2 separate regions of the Homo sapiens genome follow, and region 2 is linked to region 1. Evidence: chromatin contacts called from ENCODE Hi-C or POLR2A ChIA-PET data. All regions are on one chromosome and are shown on one strand. Each heading gives the region's core, a stretch centred on a gene start or an enhancer-like site at or near the end of the contact. The rest is flanking DNA. Distances are from core to core; before and after follow the strand shown. Region 1 overlaps ABI3BP (ABI family member 3 binding protein). Region 2 holds the start of PCNP (PEST proteolytic signal containing nuclear protein).

Region 1 (3,144 bases), core at 611-3,110:
AAAAACAGCACGTGACTCCTTAATGCTCACAGAATCAAGGTCAGAATAAGGCTATACTCATAAATGAAGAAAAAATAGACTATCACAAAATAATGTCATAGGCACAGGCTAAATAGCGTGTATGCAAAAATGAGTAAGATACTACATCACCCATCAGTAGTGAGGGATACTGATCTCCAGGAGTTAACTCTGACACACGATAAGAGCTATATGCAAAAAATTACATTTGCAAAAGAAAATAAGGATTTTTCTGAGGCATGTAAGAAGATACTGTTAGAAACACTTCTCGGAGAAAGAAATACTATTTTTTTTGACCTCAAAGAGATTACCAGACAGAGAGACGATTGTCATACAAAGCAATGCTTTACATTTCTTGAATTTTGAGGGAGTGGATATTATTCTCTAGGCAAAGGTTTATGGAGAAGGTGAGACTTCAGCTTAGCTTTGAAAATAAGAGTCAAATAAAAGGCAGGACTTGAAAGAATGTTCCAGGTAAAAAATAGTAGTAGCAAGAAGCTCATGTTGAACTGCAAACCCTGAACAAAATTAAAAAAAGCAAATAGACCAGTTTGATTAAAAAGAAAGGATCATGCTCATAGATACTTGGAAACTCGGAGTTGGGAGAAACTTAAAATTAATTGTAACTATTCTCCCTCCCTCTTGGGGCCAGACTGTAGATTAGCTCTTAGGATGAACTGTCTTTCTCACTCCCAAACACTAGTACGTGTAACAAAGGTCCAGATACAGTGACCTCTAGGCATTATATTTCTGGTGCGCATCAGAACATCTCCTCTCAAACACAGCATTTAGAAATATACATGAGATATTTACCTTTTAATTATTATTAATTTCTTTTAATTATTTAGAAATAATTCAATGGTCATATGAAAGACTTATTGCTATTTTCTAATGTGGCATAATAACCCAAAACTTGGAATCAGCAATACAAACAGGAAGCATTAACTTCAGACCAAAAAGATAACAACTCCAATTTTTTCTTTTGGTAAAATTATAAACAAGGACAAAGAAGGCTGGGAATCATGAAATCTTGGAATTACCCTTTGGATAGAATTTCACTGGCTCACTATCAGTCACGAAATCCCTTCTAATCAATTTAAGGCTTATTTTCACGTACATGCCCTTCCTTCAGTACATTTATTTTTAAAATAGCCGTTCTCTGGCAGCCTTTCCTCATTCCTTATCCATTTCCTCTATCCTTTGCTGTTATAATTTATTTAAATAAATAAAGTAGCAATAAACTGACTATGTTAAGAATGACAGGTACTTTACAATATAAGTCTCAGCCATGCCCTTCAAAAACAGGTGGAATGAGACCAACCTAGATCCAAATAGTTCCACAGACCTTTACATCACACATGGATGATCTTGGTAGATAATCTTAGTGTGAAAATCTTGTTTGAGTGCCAATGGATTAGTCCATCTGCATTATTACTAATGGGGTGGTGAACCCTTTTCCTCTACAATTCTGGGCCCCAACTAAGGCACCAGATAAACTGTCACATAAATCCACAAGACATAAAAGCATACATGGAAAATGCCTATTAGCAGCTCTCATAATTATCAAGAAATAGCATGTCACCACCAAGCCCAGGGCAAAAGTAAACGTGTTTATCATCCCTTTAATGTTTTAAATTTTGTCTTTTTTTTTTTTTTTTTTTTTTTTTACGAATCATAAAGCTCAACTGGCAAGAGATTGGGCAGGGAAAGTAAGACATGTCTCTTCTCATAAAGTCAGCAAAGGCATTCCATAACCACACGGAGCAGTCAGCACATGTGTCATCAGACAGAAGTGGAAGTTTTGATGTTGAGAATCCCAGCTGCATATTTCTAGCATGAAGGGCTTGCTGTCTGCTCAGTAAAAGAACAGACTGGATCCAAGAAAAGAACACGGTCCTGTCCCTGACAGAGATCCAAGTACAATACTCCATGCATGTCAGACGGGTGTCTCAATAGCATCATCAGAGCAGGGCAAGGCACAGGGCTGGGTGGACTTTTTAACAAGTGAAGATGAATACTTTCACAAATGACTGCTGATTCAGTTTCCCTTTACAACATGTTCATTGGGACTATTTTTTTGCCCTGTAAATGATATTGGATGATTTCCATGCATTTAGCAACTATTAAATATAGTGGCAGCCGTATTAGATGTTTGACTTATTTGTTTCTTTTCTTCATAAGATTTTAAATTAGACTATTCTCTGCCTGTATCCTCCATTGTTTGGATAATATTTTTATATCTCCCATTTCACAGATGTCTTCTAATTAGAATTCTACCATACAACAAGAAGTAATAGTATTAACAATACTTTACACGTGGAATCTTTTGCATCTATCTACAAATCTGCAAGGAAGGTTGGTATTTATTTCTCTTAAAATCATTATAAAAATCCAGTCACTCATTTATTTAACAAATATTTATTGAGCACCTAGAATATGCAAAGCTCTCTGCCATAAGCTGGAACAAAACAAACAGTGAATAAAACAAACAAAAAGCCATACTTTCATTGAGTTTACATTCTAGTGAGAAGAGATAAATAAATAAATAATAAGTAAAACATGTGGTATGTGAGGCCAGGCATGGGGGCTCACACTTGTAATCCCAGCATTTTGGGAGGCCAAGATGAGCAGATCACCTGAGGTCAGGAGTTCGAGACCAGCCTGCCCAACATAGTGAAACCCTGTCTCTACTAAAAATACAAAAATTAGCCTGGCACGGTGGCATGTACCTGTAATCCCAGCTACTTGGGAGGCTGAGGCAGGGAGAATTGCTTGAACCCGGGAAGTGGAGGTTGCAGTAAGCTGAGATCACACCACTGCACTCTAGCCTGGGCGACAGAGCAAGACTCAGACTCTGTCTCAAAAAAAAAAAAGAAAAACAACACACACACACACACACACACACACACACACACACACACACACACATATGGCATGTCAAATGATGGGGTAGATACCACTGCTGTTTCTTGATATCTGATTCCCCTATTATTCTGAGCACATGAAAATTATATGTCCCCATCTCTTGAAATTAGTCACAATCATGTAACTAATTCTCACCAGTAGGTTGTGCACAAAAGGGACATAAGCCACTTCCAGGTCAATTCGTTAAATTGTTGGTGCCAG
Region 2 (3,165 bases), core at 597-3,096, 620 kb after region 1:
ATAGGTATGTGACTTCTCTGAGCTTTATCTTCTTCACTTAAAAATTACAAGCATCGGCCGGGCACGGTGGCTCACGCCTGTAATCCCAGCACTTAGGGAGGCTAAGGTGGGCGGATCACAAAGTCAGGAGTTCGAGACCAGCCTGGCCAACATAGTGAAACCCCGTCTCTACTAAAAATACAAACATTAGCCGGGTGTGGTGGCACGCGCCTGTTGTCCCAGCTACTCGAGAGGCTGAGGCAGGAGAATCGCTTGAACCCAGGAGGCGGAGGTTGCAGTGAGCCAAGACCATGCCATTGCACTCCAGCCTGGGTGACAGAATGAGAGACTCCATTCCACCCCCCATAAAAAATTACAAGCATCTGTAAATACATAATCTCAAATAAAAATCTTCGTGTATATCTCCATTTTTAAAATGATAGAAACGAGAGTCTCAATGATTACCTTGAAAAGATCACAAGGAAAATGAAACAAACATGAATTAAGTACCTGTAAGATAGTTTGCTGGTTACTTTTACATATATGATAAATGATGGATCAGGGACTTCAACCTAGATCACAAAATCACCACCACACTGCCCTGCTTCTGTCATGGGAAACACACTTTGATAATTTCTTCATTCTTTCTCCACTCCCTGGACTTGAAGCCCGAGAAGTAATCCATCCGCAAATATTGAACACTTTTTATATTCATATATGAAACGCACAGTACACAGTTTTTAAAAACTGGTCTCTGTTGTCAAGGAACTTTTGAGCCATTCAGAGAGACAACACTTAAAACACACACACACACACACACACACACAAACTGAGGGAAGTATGAAGTGACCAAATAATGGTATACAAAGATGATCTCATTTGATCCCTATTACCACTCTTTGAGGAGGTACTATTATTATTGCTCTTTTATAGAGAAGAAAAGGTAGCTCTGTAGGCAGTAAGCAAGTCTCAAGGTTACTCAAGCAGGAAAGGGCAAAACAGATTCAAATCCAAGTTCTGACTCCTAAGACTTTCTCTAACTATATATGGTAAGACAAACCCAGAAACTCCAGTTCCCTAAGCAAGTAATAGACCCCATTTGGCTAGGAGGGCTGGATAAATACTGAGAAAGGGGGAAGATGAAGCCGAAAAGGTAGGCTAGGGCCTAATGTAACTCACGGACTTCAGAATGCAGACTGTAGGAATCCACTAAAGGTTTCTTATTAAGGCAGAAATTACTGCAGTCTTAACTTGACATAGTAGTTTCTCAACTTGGTAGAAGCAGACTATACAAAAAGTAACTTTACAGTTGGCTACGTGACTTAGACAAATTACTCTCTCTGACCTCAACTCTTACAGGTAATTGAGAGGAGAATTCTATATTTGGACAATCGCCGTGATTAAACGAGTGTATGAAAGGCGTCTGAAGCTAGGGGGCGCTAGATAAACACTGATTTCCCCTTTAGGGAAAAAGAATGCAGGCTTTTTGTTTACATAGAGTTGGCAGGCATGCGTTATCCAGCAAGGCCGGAACGGAAGACACTCTCAGCCTCAGCTGCAACCACATCTGGGTATGCAGAAACCTTCTAAGATCCCAGCGTTTCCAGGGAGATGCTCCATTTCCCCTCACTTCTCCGGACCTGTCGCTAGACCATGAAGACCTGACTGCCCTCTAATAAAGTGCCTAGCCAGCACTCTTAGACCGCCCAACCTTCCCAGCTCTTCCTTCCGAGGCGGCTACTCGATGACATCACATCCACTTCCGCTTCCGAAGGCGGCCTCTTTTCATTCCTCGGGACCGCTCTAGGCTGCCACCACGCCGGCTGGCCCCAAAAACTCGATGGTTGTTGGGCGGGGTCGTGACGTCCTTGGCGTGGCTGCAGGGGAGGCCGCGGCGGGGAAAATGGCGGACGGGAAGGCGGGAGACGAGAAGCCTGAAAAGTCGCAGCGAGCTGGAGCCGCCGGAGGTGAACACAACCCCAGCGTCGTGGGCAGCGTGGGATGCTCCGGGCCTTTCTTTGAGCTCCCAGGGTGGGGGGAGTGGGGTGGGGCGAGAATGGGCGGATCTGGACCTCACCCGGCCAGGTGTTGGGCCCAGACCTGCCTCGGGCACGCCCGATGCGGCCCTCTGGGCTCCGGGCCTACATCGCCTCCTTGCCTGGGGAGAGCCGGCCACTGTTCGTCACCTCCTGGCCCCAGCGGAGGCCCTGATTCCGAGGAGAAGGGAGATGGGCGCCAGAAAGGGAGACCGAACTCGGGGTGGGACCAGGAGCGGCGGTGCAGGAGCCGCTACCGCCACACCGGAGACGCACATCACACAAAACACACACACCGGAGACGCTCATGAGACATAACATACACACAGTGCGAGCCACCGAGTAGTTGCCGCGGGAACTGGCCGCAGGCTGAGTTTCTGACGGTGCCGGCCTCTCAGTTACACGCAGGAGTTAATTACGCTTGCTGCTCCCTTTTCACTGAGGAGGTGGACAACTCCGGCCTGCTCTCTTTCCTTTACTTCCAAGTTTAATATTGACCCTGTGACAGGATGGGCCGAGGTGATGGAGGGGAAGAGGAATGCCTTTGCCTGCCCTCTGGTTTAAGCTGCGGGGTCTAGGGCTAAGGTTTGGTTGCTTTTCTTTGAAGTATCTCCCTTAGGCTGTTGCCAGCTGACCGCTTGCCAGATACTTAGGCGACTAAATAGTCTAGCGTGACTCTTCCTGTATTTTGTTACGACGTTAAACTCAGGTTACAGCTATCCTTATTCTGTCCATTCCACTCCCTAAATTCGGGTCTTGTGCGTGAAGGAAAAGAAACGTAATCTCTCCAGCTCCCTCTTTGCACATAACAAGACAAGTGACTTAACACGTGCGAGCTGTTTAAAATGTTTTTAGAACATTTTAAACATTATTCTCTATTCTGACCACCTTAGTTATCATTCCCGAAATTATTTAATATGAGAAAATAGAAACGATTAATAGCATATGAAGGCCACTAGTAGACCTACTAACATAATGTTTCATGTTAATTGCCTTGGGAACAAAAATTATTGAAAAGATTAAGTGTAATGTTAATTACTTTGGACCCAGGATTTCCTTTTTAAAAAACACGTACAATTCTGTTAGTTAAGCTGGAACTCCATCTCTCTCTTCCCTCCCCACCCCCTGTCTTTTTTTTTTTTTATAACTA

What was found. Hi-C counts contacts between places; a loop is a spot of excess contacts on that map. ChIA-PET counts read pairs that join two places held with the same protein, here RNA polymerase II (POLR2A).
Region 2: a map of esophagus muscularis mucosa shows a loop between it and region 1 (3-fold over the local background). The contact joins the promoter of PCNP here to the enhancer-like site in region 1. A Hi-C loop is called at or near these places in 1 of 168 maps with a recorded cell type or tissue (esophagus muscularis mucosa). POLR2A ChIA-PET finds 5 or more read pairs at or near these places in 1 of 52 experiments (AG04449).

What each region holds. Positions count from the first base shown.
Region 1 is chr3:100,953,316-100,956,459 of GRCh38, forward strand. All of the region lies in intron 1 of ABI3BP (ABI family member 3 binding protein), which reads right to left. Among named protein-coding and RNA genes, the nearest start is that of ABI3BP, 39 kb to the right of the region's middle. Within about 2 kb of position 1,861, at least 4 of the 41 ENCODE cell types and tissues checked have a DNase peak (open chromatin) inside an H3K27ac peak, as active enhancers do.
Region 2 is chr3:101,572,334-101,575,498 of GRCh38, forward strand. PCNP (PEST proteolytic signal containing nuclear protein) reads left to right here and starts at 1,847. Exons shown (of 5, transcript NM_020357.3): 1 at 1,847-1,946. The coding sequence starts at 1,883. RefSeq lists enhancers at 1,058-2,003, 1,447-1,716, 1,817-1,946, 2,027-2,186, 2,207-2,366.